Regions from separate parts of the Homo sapiens genome. Here region 2 is linked to region 1. A link is an interaction called in ENCODE POLR2A ChIA-PET data of the cell type or tissue named here. Cell type or tissue: Caco-2. All regions are shown on one strand. Links, peaks and the distances in the headings refer to the core of each region. The heading gives the core; the rest is flanking DNA. Region 1 overlaps LOC124900165. Region 2 overlaps LOC124900165.

Evidence for each region. Peaks named below come from ENCODE experiments on the same cell type or tissue, not always from the same donor. Only the 100,000 strongest peaks of a DNase experiment are listed, where the experiment ranks them.
Region 2: POLR2A ChIA-PET joins it to region 1 with 5 read pairs; 4 of 35 experiments call an interaction of 5 or more read pairs at or near these places.

Annotation. Positions count from the first base shown.
Region 1 is chr4:4,554,056-4,559,434 of GRCh38, forward strand. The region is part of intron 2 of LOC124900165; the gene reads left to right. The region is part of intron 2 of STX18-AS1 (STX18 antisense RNA 1 (head to head)); the gene reads left to right. Among named protein-coding and RNA genes, the nearest start is that of STX18-AS1, 15 kb to the left of the region's middle. In Caco-2, for the core only: no CTCF peak of the experiment used is centred there; no DNase peak of the experiment used is centred there.
Region 2 is chr4:4,643,989-4,649,367 of GRCh38, forward strand. It overlaps LOC124900165, which reads left to right. Exons shown (of 6, transcript XM_047416490.1): 4 at 4,989-5,121. STX18-AS1 (STX18 antisense RNA 1 (head to head)) reads left to right here. Exons shown (of 6, transcript NR_037888.1): 3 at 4,989-5,121. Among named protein-coding and RNA genes, the nearest start is that of SNORD162, 18 kb to the right of the region's middle. In Caco-2, for the core only: no CTCF peak of the experiment used is centred there; a DNase peak (open chromatin) is centred at 2,145.

The DNA.
Region 1 (5,379 bases), core at 220-5,219:
CTCCAGCATGAAGTAGTGTTTTTTGTGATTATTTAGATAAGTGTGATTATGGTAGATAGGCAGCTATCGAATTATGGAAATTTAGGACTGGAAAGGGCCTTAAATATCATCCAGGCCAAACTTCCTCATTTTTCAGATGAGAAAACAAATGACTTGTCCAAGTTCACATGTTGAGTTGCAGGGGAAAATGAGATTAGAATCTTTATCTTCCAACTGTTTAATGTCCCCCAAACAGTTTTGTGATGAGAGTAGGAGTAAGGAGAGTAGCATTTATTCAAGGAGATCCCTATGTATCTGTAAGCAGTTCTGAATATGAGAATTGGAGTAACTGATATGTGTGGATTTGTGTGTATTTCATTCATTCATTCATCCATTAAGCTAGCCAGTCAGTGAGTCATATTCTAAACATATTCCCAGTGTCTACTCAGTAGGTGGCACGTGCTAGGTGCTGAAAATATAAAAACAAAGCTGAAGTCCCCGCCTTGGAGCAAGTCAAGGAGTAATGGACAGACAAGTGTGTACAGACATAATTATAATTAAACATAAATGTGATAATGGAGTTTGTTGTTTTTTCATGGCAGCTTCAAACCATGAAATTAAAAAGCTACTCTGCAGGGACAGGAAATGATCAGCACTCCAGAAATAGAGTTGGAGAGATGCTTTCCTTATGGTCCATTTCTGGCCATTTCATTATCTCTGTCTTGATGGGACTCTATGGAGCAGGAACCACCTCTTAGCCTGGCATTGTGGCAAGAGCCTCAGTTCTCTGTCAGACAAGCTTGGGTTCAAATCCCAGTCACTTATTAATAATGAGTTCTTTCAAGGTTATTTCCTCATCTATGAATAAAAGATAAAAACGCATCCATCAGGTTGTTGTACATGTATATTAGTCTGTTCTCATGCTGCTGATAAAGATATACCCAAGGCTGTGTAATGTATAAAGGAAAAAAAAAGAGCTTTAATGGACTCACAGTTCCACGTGGCTGGGAAGGCCTCACAATCATGGCAGGAGGTGAAAGGCACATCTTACATGGTGACAGACAAGGAGAGAATGAGAGCTAAGCGAAAGGGGTTTCCACTTATAAAACCATCAGATCTCATGAGACTAATTCACTACCATGAGAACAGTATGGGGGAAACCGCCCCCATGATTCAACTATCTCCCACCAGTCCCTCCCACAACTCGTGGGAATTATGGGAGCTGCAATTCAAGATGAGATTTGGGTGGGGACACAGCCAAACCATGTCAATGTGTTAAATGAGATGATCCATATAAAGTGTGTAGCACAGCATCTGGTGTAGTTAGTCATAAAAAAACCCAGCCATCATGGCAATGGGGATGTTGAGGATGAAACCAGACAGAAGAAACTTCAGACTGGCAATGCCAAGGTAGCTGGAGGTGGTGAGAAGTCTTCTTTAGATTTTGGAAGGAAGCTTGGTTCCTTTCAGTCCTCTATATCACCCAACGAATGTGTGTTGTTCAAGAGCGAAGACTGAGACGGTACCTTGGACAAGTGTTTGGAATTAAAGGAAGCACTTAGAAAGTAATTGGCCACATGGTTTGGGTAAATCTCAGAGAATGTTTCTAGGATTTGGAATATTTATTCTGGAGAAGAGAAGATTTAGGGGTTGGATGAAATGAAAGTCCTCAAGCACATGAACCAGTGGTGGAGAGCAGCTGTTCCCTATTTCTGTTTTGGACTGAATGAGAGGAAACGAGCTTACATTGAAGCATGAGGGATTTAGGCTAAACATGAAGAAGAATTTCCTGGATGTGGGTGTTGTTGGACTTTGGAATGAGTTACCAAGGTGTCTACAATAAGGACAGTGTCTCTCTGGCTGCAGATCTTGAAGTGTGGAAGCATTGGCTCCATGCAGGAATGTCTACACTCACACGCTCTTTCCAAGTGGGAGAGTCTGTGACATTAACGGGATCTTCTAACGTGAGGATATGAGTCTCAGTCAACCCCAAACCACTGTCCAAAACCTTGATCTAGCATAAGAAATGGTTGTGGTAGGAGCTGGATGACTATCTCTGGCAATCTGCAGTTTGACATTCCACAAATACCATGATTGCTTATGTAGGCTACTCCAGCGACCAAACACCTCCCCTCTTTGAAATGTATTAAGAAATTCTCTGCAGGGCTTCTTTCACCAAAAGTGCATTTAATAGAGCTTGGAATTTCCTCACAATGCATTTATTTTTGTTGATATATTTTTAGGTCTCCATTATTACTTGTCTGCACCTTCCTTTGCTTTGTAGGCATAAGCTATCAATAACCGGGCATTGACCACACTGTGGGGGTTCTCCCCTTCCCTCCCATGGAAGCTAAGTCTTTAGCTGTTAATTTCAGAAGGTTTTAAGCCAACCACTAGTTTTCATTATTGTACATCAAAAAGGCAGGCAAATCGCAGCAGCTGTAAGTTCAAAGGACACAAAGGTCTCACTGTGAGCATCACAGCAAATAGTTTTGGGTTCCCCTCACCCCAAAAGTAGCCCATGGTGGGTTAAGTTTTTATTTTTAAATAGATTTAGAGTTGAATAACTAGCCCTTGTAAGGGACTTCAACAAAGAGGCTGTATATTGGCACATATTAAATATGCCCCTATACACCCCAAATTGTTTTGTCCAAAATGTCTCGTTTATTATAATTTCATTGATAAAGCCCTTGATTGTAGCCCAGGGACTTTCACATATTGGCTGCCTCCTGTTGGACCCACAGGCCTCTATTGGTGATTCCAAATCAGCCGTGCATGGCCCTTGATCCCCTCCTGTAGAGGGACTGGGTGATGGTATCTATAAACCAACAGAATAGCTCTTTTCCAGTAAATCCCCCACAGAGTCCAGAAAAATATGCAAGCAGTCCTTTTACTTCAAGTTTCTACCCACACAGGGTCAACAGAGGGAGGAGAGGCAGAGGCAGCTGCCCTAGAAGCAGCCATCGTCCCAGTCCCATAGCCAGTGTGAAATCTTAGCCCTCTTTTCCTTACACATGGCCGTGGCCGCTCTTCTAGTCAGCACCGAAATCTCCTCCCTGAAGAGCTTCTTTCTCTTCCTCCCTTCTTCCTTCCTCCATTTCTTGGTCCACTGAAGTCCCTGGAGATCCCCTGGGTCCTGTCCTCTTTGAGTTGTCATTGTCTTTGCTTCTGTTGCTCATGCCAGGGCTACAGGAAATTTGCTGCGTCCCCCTAGGTACTGTTGTCAGAGTGGACTCTGGGTCAAAGAGTCAGACCTTTCATTGGTGTGCTTCAAGTCTAAGCTTTGCAAGCTCTTTCTCTATGTTACGTCTGCCTCCTTCCTCTTTAGTTTGTCTTTTATTTGTCCTAGCCTTGAGGAGTGAAGGTTCCAGGAAATTGAGGATGGGAATATAGTGGAAAATCCATTCCCCACAGGAAAATATTCTGAAATTTCTGGCTTGGGTGACAGGCTGTCATTGATAGAGCTAGATAACGATGAAGGTGATGATAATGATAGCCAATCCTATGTAGCACTCATTAAGTACCAAGCACTATTAAGTGCTTGAGGGAGAATAAATCATACAATCCTATGTGGCTCGTATTCTTGTCATATGCATTTTGTTGATATAAAAAAAAAATCAAGGCACAGAATGATTAAGACACATACCTGAGGTCATACAGCTAGTAAGTTGCAGAGCAAGAATGGAACCCAAGGCCGGGCGCGGTGGCTCATGCCTGTAATCCCAGCACTTTGGGAGGCTGAGGCTCGTGGAGCACAAGGTCAGGAGTTCGAGACCAGCCTGGCCAACATAGTGAAACCCCGTCTCTACTAAAAACACAAAAAGTAAAATTAGCCGGGCATGGTGGCACACGCCTGTAGTCCCAGATACTCAGGAGCCTGAGGCAGGAGAATCACTTGAACCTGGGAGGCGGACATTGCAGTGAGCCGAGATCGCGCCACTGCAGTCCAGCTTAGGCATCAGAGCAAGACTTTGTCTCAAAAAAGAAAAAAAATGGAACCCAAAATGCTGGGCATGGTGGCTCACACCTGTAATCTCAGCACTTTGGGAGGCTGAGGCGGGTGGATTGCTTTAGGGCAGGAGTTCAAGACCAGCCTGACCAACATGGTGAAACCCCATCTCTACTAATAATACAAAAATTAGCTGGGCATGGTGGCAGGCACCTGTAATCTCAGCTACTTGGGAGGTTGAGGCAGGAGAATTACTTGAACCCGGGAGATGGAGGTTGCAGTGAGCCGAGATCGCGCCATTGCACTCCAGCCTGGGTGGCAGAGCAAGACTGTCTCAAAACAAAACAACAACAACAACAACAACAAAGAATGGAACCCAGGCAACTCATCCCCAAAGTCTCAGGAAGTCATCAGGCCACAAGTGTGTGTGGACCAGTCAGGTGGAAAAGTAGAGCGGCAGGGGCAGGGACTCTGGCTTTGAGGCCAAGTGTGACCTGGAGAAGGAGCTTAGGGAGCCGTCTCACCCTTTGGGCTCCTGGCCCCACTGGGCTGCTCCTGCAGCTCTGCCTTGCTGGCTGAATCAACATCTTTTCTCCATTTCAGTTTCATTCCCTCTTGCCCACACATCTTACTTATTAAAGCCACCCGATCCCACCCCAGGCATCTCCAGGCTTAGTTTGTACTTCCTGCCCTCAAAGTTACTCCTGGTGCCAGGATCTCCGCCTCACCATTCTTCTCCTGCCTGCCCATCCTCAAGGATGGCAGGACATGCAGCATCCCTAGGAGGAATTTGGCCGAGACTAGAAAAGCAGGGACGATGCCGCCTCCTAGGGAAGGAGCATTTTTCACAAGGCGGTTTTTTCCCTCCATCCTGCTCTGCCCCATCTCTGCTCCAGCTCCTAGAGCAGGAAAATGCAACAGCCTCATTTAGAGAATATAATTTACATAAAATAGTTTCCAAATTTATTAAGGAAGCAGACAACAAAAGGAAACCCACAATTAAAGAGGCTTTGCACGCATTCGATATCTTTCCACTGGCTGAAGTATATCATCTTCCTGAATTAACGAGGTCTGGGCAAAAACTGTAGCACAAAAGTATGCTTTGCTTTCAAGACTTCAGGGCCTTTATCATCCTGGGTGGGGCAGGCAGCAGGGGTGGAATTGGCAGGGAAGAGTTAGAGGCCAATCTGTCTTTTTAAGGATGTGTTGCCGGACTGAAATGGACAGGCTGGTACTGTAGGTACAGCTTTTTCTCTGTAAAGAGGGGAAGTGCTTTATATTTGGGGACACCCCAGTTTGTTCATTCAGCAAATCTTTTTAAAGAAATTTTTTTAGAGACAGGGTCTCACACTCTGTCACCCAGGCTGGAGTGCAGTGGTATGATCATAGCTCACTGTAACCTTGAACTCCTGGGCTCAAGTGATCCCCTTACCTCTGCCTCCCAAAACACC
Region 2 (5,379 bases), core at 160-5,159, 90 kb after region 1:
ACATGCTATGACCTAATGCTTGCTTGGACCAGTATAAGCATGCCAGGGCAAATATTTAGGCTAAATTGTGGGAGCCAAGAACATAAAGTACATTGATTTCTTTATTACGGCTAGCAGATATTTAAGAATGTTAGCACAGGTCTTTGAATAAATTTTGCTTCTGAGAGAAGTTACTATTTATTCTTAATTCGATGGGGAGGAAAGCCTTTGAAGAGGAAACTCTACTTTTTGCATTGCTCTATCACCCAGGCTTGAGTGCAGTGGCACAATCTCAGCCCACTGCAACCTCTGTCTCCCAGGTTCAAGCGATTCTCCTGCCCCAGCCTCCAGAGTTGCTGGGACTACAGGCGTGCACCACCACGCCTGGCTAATTTTTGTATTTTCAGTAGAGTTGGGGTTTCACCATGTTGGCCAGGCTGGTCTCGGACTCCTGACCTCAGGTGATCTGCCTGCCTCAGCCTCCCAAAGTGCTGGGATTACAGGCATGAGTCACCACGCCTGGTCTCTAGCTTTAAATAAATAGGATTTCTATGGGGTGGGGGATGGGGGGGATTGTGTTAGATCTATTCAGTATCTTGACTGTGGTGGTAAATACACAAATCTATCCTGATGAAATTGTGTAGAATTTAATACACAGACACTAATACAAGTAATATTGGGAAAGTATGAATAAGATTGGTAGATTAAATCAATGCCAATATCCTGATTGTGATATTATGCTATGGTTTTGAAAATGTTACATGGGTGAGCAAAGTGCATAAGGAGTCTTTCTGTATTATTTCTTACAACTTCACATGAATCCACAATAATCTCAATCAAAACATCAATTTAAAAAATAGAAATGGGTTGGGCATGGTGGCTCATGCCTATAATCCCAGTATTTTGGGAGGCCAAGGCAGGCAGATTGCTTGAGCCCAGGAGTTTGAGACCAGCCTGGGCAACATGGAAAAATGCTGCCTCTACAAAAAATACAAAAATATTAGCTAGGCATGGTGGTGTATGCCTGTGGTCCCAGCTACTTGGGAGGCTGAGGTAGGAGGATCACTTGAGCCCAGGAGGCAGAGGTTGCAGTGAGCTGAGATTATGCCACTTCACTCCAACCTGGGCGACAGAGCCAGACCCTGTCTCAAAAATAAATACATAAATAAATAAACTAAAAAATATAGAGGATTCTCTCTATAAACACACTGAGTAACTTTATTGTGTGTATGTGAAATGTTTGGAATAAACATAAGACCTGGTTCTTGCCCTAGAGGAATGTACTGAATTAATCATAATAGTAATAATTTTTAAATGACTACCATTTATTGAGTGACATGTGTCAGACACAGTCCTGAAGTGCTATATTAATTTCATCAGCAATCTTTTTTTTTTTTTTTTTGAGATGGGGTCTTGCTCTGTTGCCCACGCTGGAGTGCAATGCAACAATCAAGGCTCACTGCAGCCTCAACCTCCTGGGCTCAAGCGATCCTCCCACCTCAGCCTCTCAAATAGCTGGGACTACCGGCATGCACCACCATGTTCAGCTAATTTTTGTATTTTTTTTTTTTTTTTTTTTTTTGTAGAGACAGGGTCTCGCCATGTTGCTCAGGCTGGTCTTGAACTCTTGGGCTCAAGGAATCCGCCTCTTTCCACCTCCCCAAGTGCTGGGATTAAAGGTGTGAGCCACCACGCCCAGCCCATTATCACTTCTTTACAAGTGGAAGAAACTGAGCTTCAAAGAGGTTAAAACTTGCCCAAGATCACCCAGCACATAAGTAGTAATGTTGGTGGGCATGGGTCCAAGCCTCACTCTGGATCCCACTCCTCAGCTGAGCCAGAGTTCCCTGAGCACCTTCTATGCCAGCACATTCCAGTAAAATAGTATCATTCTGCCCTGGCACAGTTTGGCGAGGCAGGCAATATCATCCCCGTTTTGCAGAGGAGGAGACTGGGGCTCAGAGTTGGAGAAGACTTGAATCCAGCTGCCTCTTTTTCATCCTACAAGGAAGAGACAGAGCTGAACACAGGTCTCACAGCACTATGAGGTCATTCTGGGGTTCAGGGTACGCCTCAAAGAAGAAGGTGTCTGGGCAGGCCTGGGGTATGTGTAGGGGTGCTGGGGAGTAGGCAGGACCTAGATAAGTGAGTTTCAGGAGCTAAGAGCAGGGTGTGAGCTGAGCCTGGAGCTGTTTATTCAGCTTTAGGGGGAAAGATTTCATCCAGGGCCCTGGTTGGTGATAAAGCAGCTCTGTTTTCAAACCAAACATGGCCTTTCCTTCGAGGACTGGGAAATTTGGGAAGAAAGATATTGCATGGCTCTCCTGTGGATCTTTCCGGCCCTATCACCAACGAAATATCTCACTGGACTCTTAGGGGAAAGTTGAAATGCACTCCCAAAGAGATTCAGGCCACTGCGGGTAACTTCAAAGGACGGTCCTCCAGAAAGCTGAAATTTAAAAAGTCCACGACAGCCCTTTAAAGGTGGTCTGGACACACATTGTTGGTCTGGCGCCCATTGTCCCTGACCCTGACCAAAAGCCTCACAGAGCTGCAAAAATGTCCGTGGGCAGGACTGGCTCTAACTCGGGCCTGGGAGGCAGGACTGAGAAGAAAACCCACGTAGTGAGCCTGCACCAGGTCCTAGGAACTTTCTACACTTTCTTTCTCTTTAAGACTCATAATAGTTCTGGAAGAGAAGAAGTCTCACTCCCATGTTCTAAATTTACAGCCTAGGGGAAGAGACAAGAAGGGTCTCATTCACGACCACATGGCTGGGAAGTAAGAGATCTGAGATTTGTCTGACTCCAAAGAACTGAGTTGTAGTGGCCTGGGGGATCACAGATCATGACAGTGATGATGACAACTACTATCACTTATTATTATACAGATAATATTTTCTAAAGATGGCTGTGACAATATCTCCCATTCCACATGTTCTTCTTATAACGTGACTTTGACACTCCTCCCACTGAGTGGTGGGGGTGCCTGTATTCCCTCCCTTTGAACCTGGGCAGGCTTGCGACTATGGCAGAAGTGACACTATGGAACTTCCAAGAAAAGCTCATTAGATTATAAAATGCTATGCATATCTACCTTACTCTCTTGAGTCTCTCTTGGAACCCAGCTGCCATGCTGTCAGGAAGCCCAATCTAGCCCACATGGAGAGAGCTCGTGTTCTAACCAAGAGACCAGCTGAGGTCCCAGCTGAAAGGCAGCATCAATTGCCAGCATGGGAATGAAGACACCTCAGAATGGCTCCCACCCCTGAGTCATCCCCAACAAATTGAGTCTCCTGTGTGCCAGATGTTGGGGAACAAAGACAAACTGTCTCTGCCCAAATTCCTGACCCAGAGAATCATGAATGTTATAAAATGGCTGTGCAATGCCACTACATTTTAGGGTTCATTTGTTACTTAGCAACAGTATGTAGAGCAAATATAACAACCATTGAATAAGGGCTAACATTGACCAAGTACTTGTTGTGTGCTCAGCACTGTATTAAGAGCTTATACAGTCAGAGGAAGAAGGAGCTTTGAAACTCAGCTTCTTCCATTTGTAAAGAAGTGATAATGAGACTGGGCACAGTGGCTCAGGCCTGTAATCCTAACACTTTGGGAGGCTGTGTAATCCTAACACTTTGAGGCGGGTGGATCACTTGAGGTCAGGAATTCAAGATCAACCTGGCCAATGTAGTGAAACCTTATCTCTACGAAAAATACAAAAATTAGCCAGGTGTGGTGGTGTGTGCCTGTAATCCTAGCTACTCGGGAAGCTGAGGCAGGAGAATCTCTTGAACCCAAGAGGCAGAGATTGCAGTGAGCCGAGATCACGCCACTGCACTGGAGCCTGGGCAACACGGCGAGACTGTCTCAAAAAAAAAAAAAAAAAAAAAGTGATAATGGACTGGGCTTAGTGACTTATGCCTGTAATCCTAGCACCCAAAACAGGTGGATAACTTGAGCTCAAGTGTTCAAGACCAGCCTGAGCAATGTGGCAAGACCCTGTCTCTACAAAAAAAAAAAAAAAATTAGCTGGACATGGTGGTGCGTGCCTGTAGTTCCAGCTATTTGAGAGGCTGAAGTAGGAGGATTGCTTGAGCCCAGGAGGTTGAGGCTACAGTGATAGACAGAAGTTTTTTTGTTTGTTTGTTTGTTTGTTCTTGGTAGGCTGGAATGCAATGGCACGATCTCAGCTCACTGTAGCCTCCACCTCCCGGGTTCAAGCGATTCTCATGCCTCAGCCTCCCAAGTAGCTGGGACTACAGGCATGCCCCAACATGCCTGGCTAATTTTGTATTTTTAGTAAAGACAGGGTTTCACCATGTTGGCCAGGCTAGTCTCGAACTCCCGACCCCAAGTGATCCCCCTGCCTTGGCCTCCCAAAGTGCTGGGATTATAGGCATGAGCCACTGTGCCCGGCCTACACAGAAGTCTTGTGTAGTACTCCTGGGAAGCCTTCTGAAAGAGAGATTTACAATACTGGAGAGATGAAAAATGTAGGTTTCCAGGCCCCATCCCAAACCTGCTGAGACCACATTATGCACAGTATCCCAATGGCGAAGGCAGGGTAAGACCAAGCCCAGGAGAAGGGTCAGGACAATGTGATTCCATTTAATGCAGCAAATATTACTGACAGCCCTGACTACATGCCAGGTGCCTGGACTTCCCTCAGCTACTCAGGAGGCTAAGTCTTGAGGATCACTTGAGCCCAGAAGTTTGAGGCTGCACTGAACCATGATCACACCACTGCAATTCAGCCTGGGTGACAGAGCAAGATCTTGTCTTTAAAATAAAATAAAATAAAAATATTATTATAATGAAAGAATTTAAATAACACAGTGTTGTAGAATATAGAATACATGGATATAGATGACACAATGCTGATGGGGATGACAGTTCATGACCATCAGGCTTGTACTGGGCACCCTCCTGTGTTCTCTATACACAGATTCTAGTCGATTACCTTCTCACAACTGCTCCCCCCACCCCGCCTTTTCTATTTTTTAGATGCAGAGATTCAGAGAGTCTAAGCAACTTTTCTAAATCATCTAGCTGGAATTCAGTAACTGAGCCAGGATCTACCCCAGGTCTGTCTGACTCCAAAGCCTGTGTCTTCCAGCACACACTGCTGCTGCCTGGGGTAAGAGCTCAACATTATGCTTGGAAAAAGGAGCTTTTCTATCTCATTGTGGAGGGCTGGGATGTCTCCCGTGTCCACGCTCCCTTCTTTCTTAGTAATGGGCACGTTACTGCGTTCCCCAGCCTCTCTTGCAGCAAGGTGACCAAGTGAACACTTTCTGGCTAATGAGATGTACATAGAAGTCTTGTGTAATACTTCTGGGAAGCTTTCTGAAAGAGAGCGAATACACTCTTCTCCCATTTTCCTCAAAAACCTTCT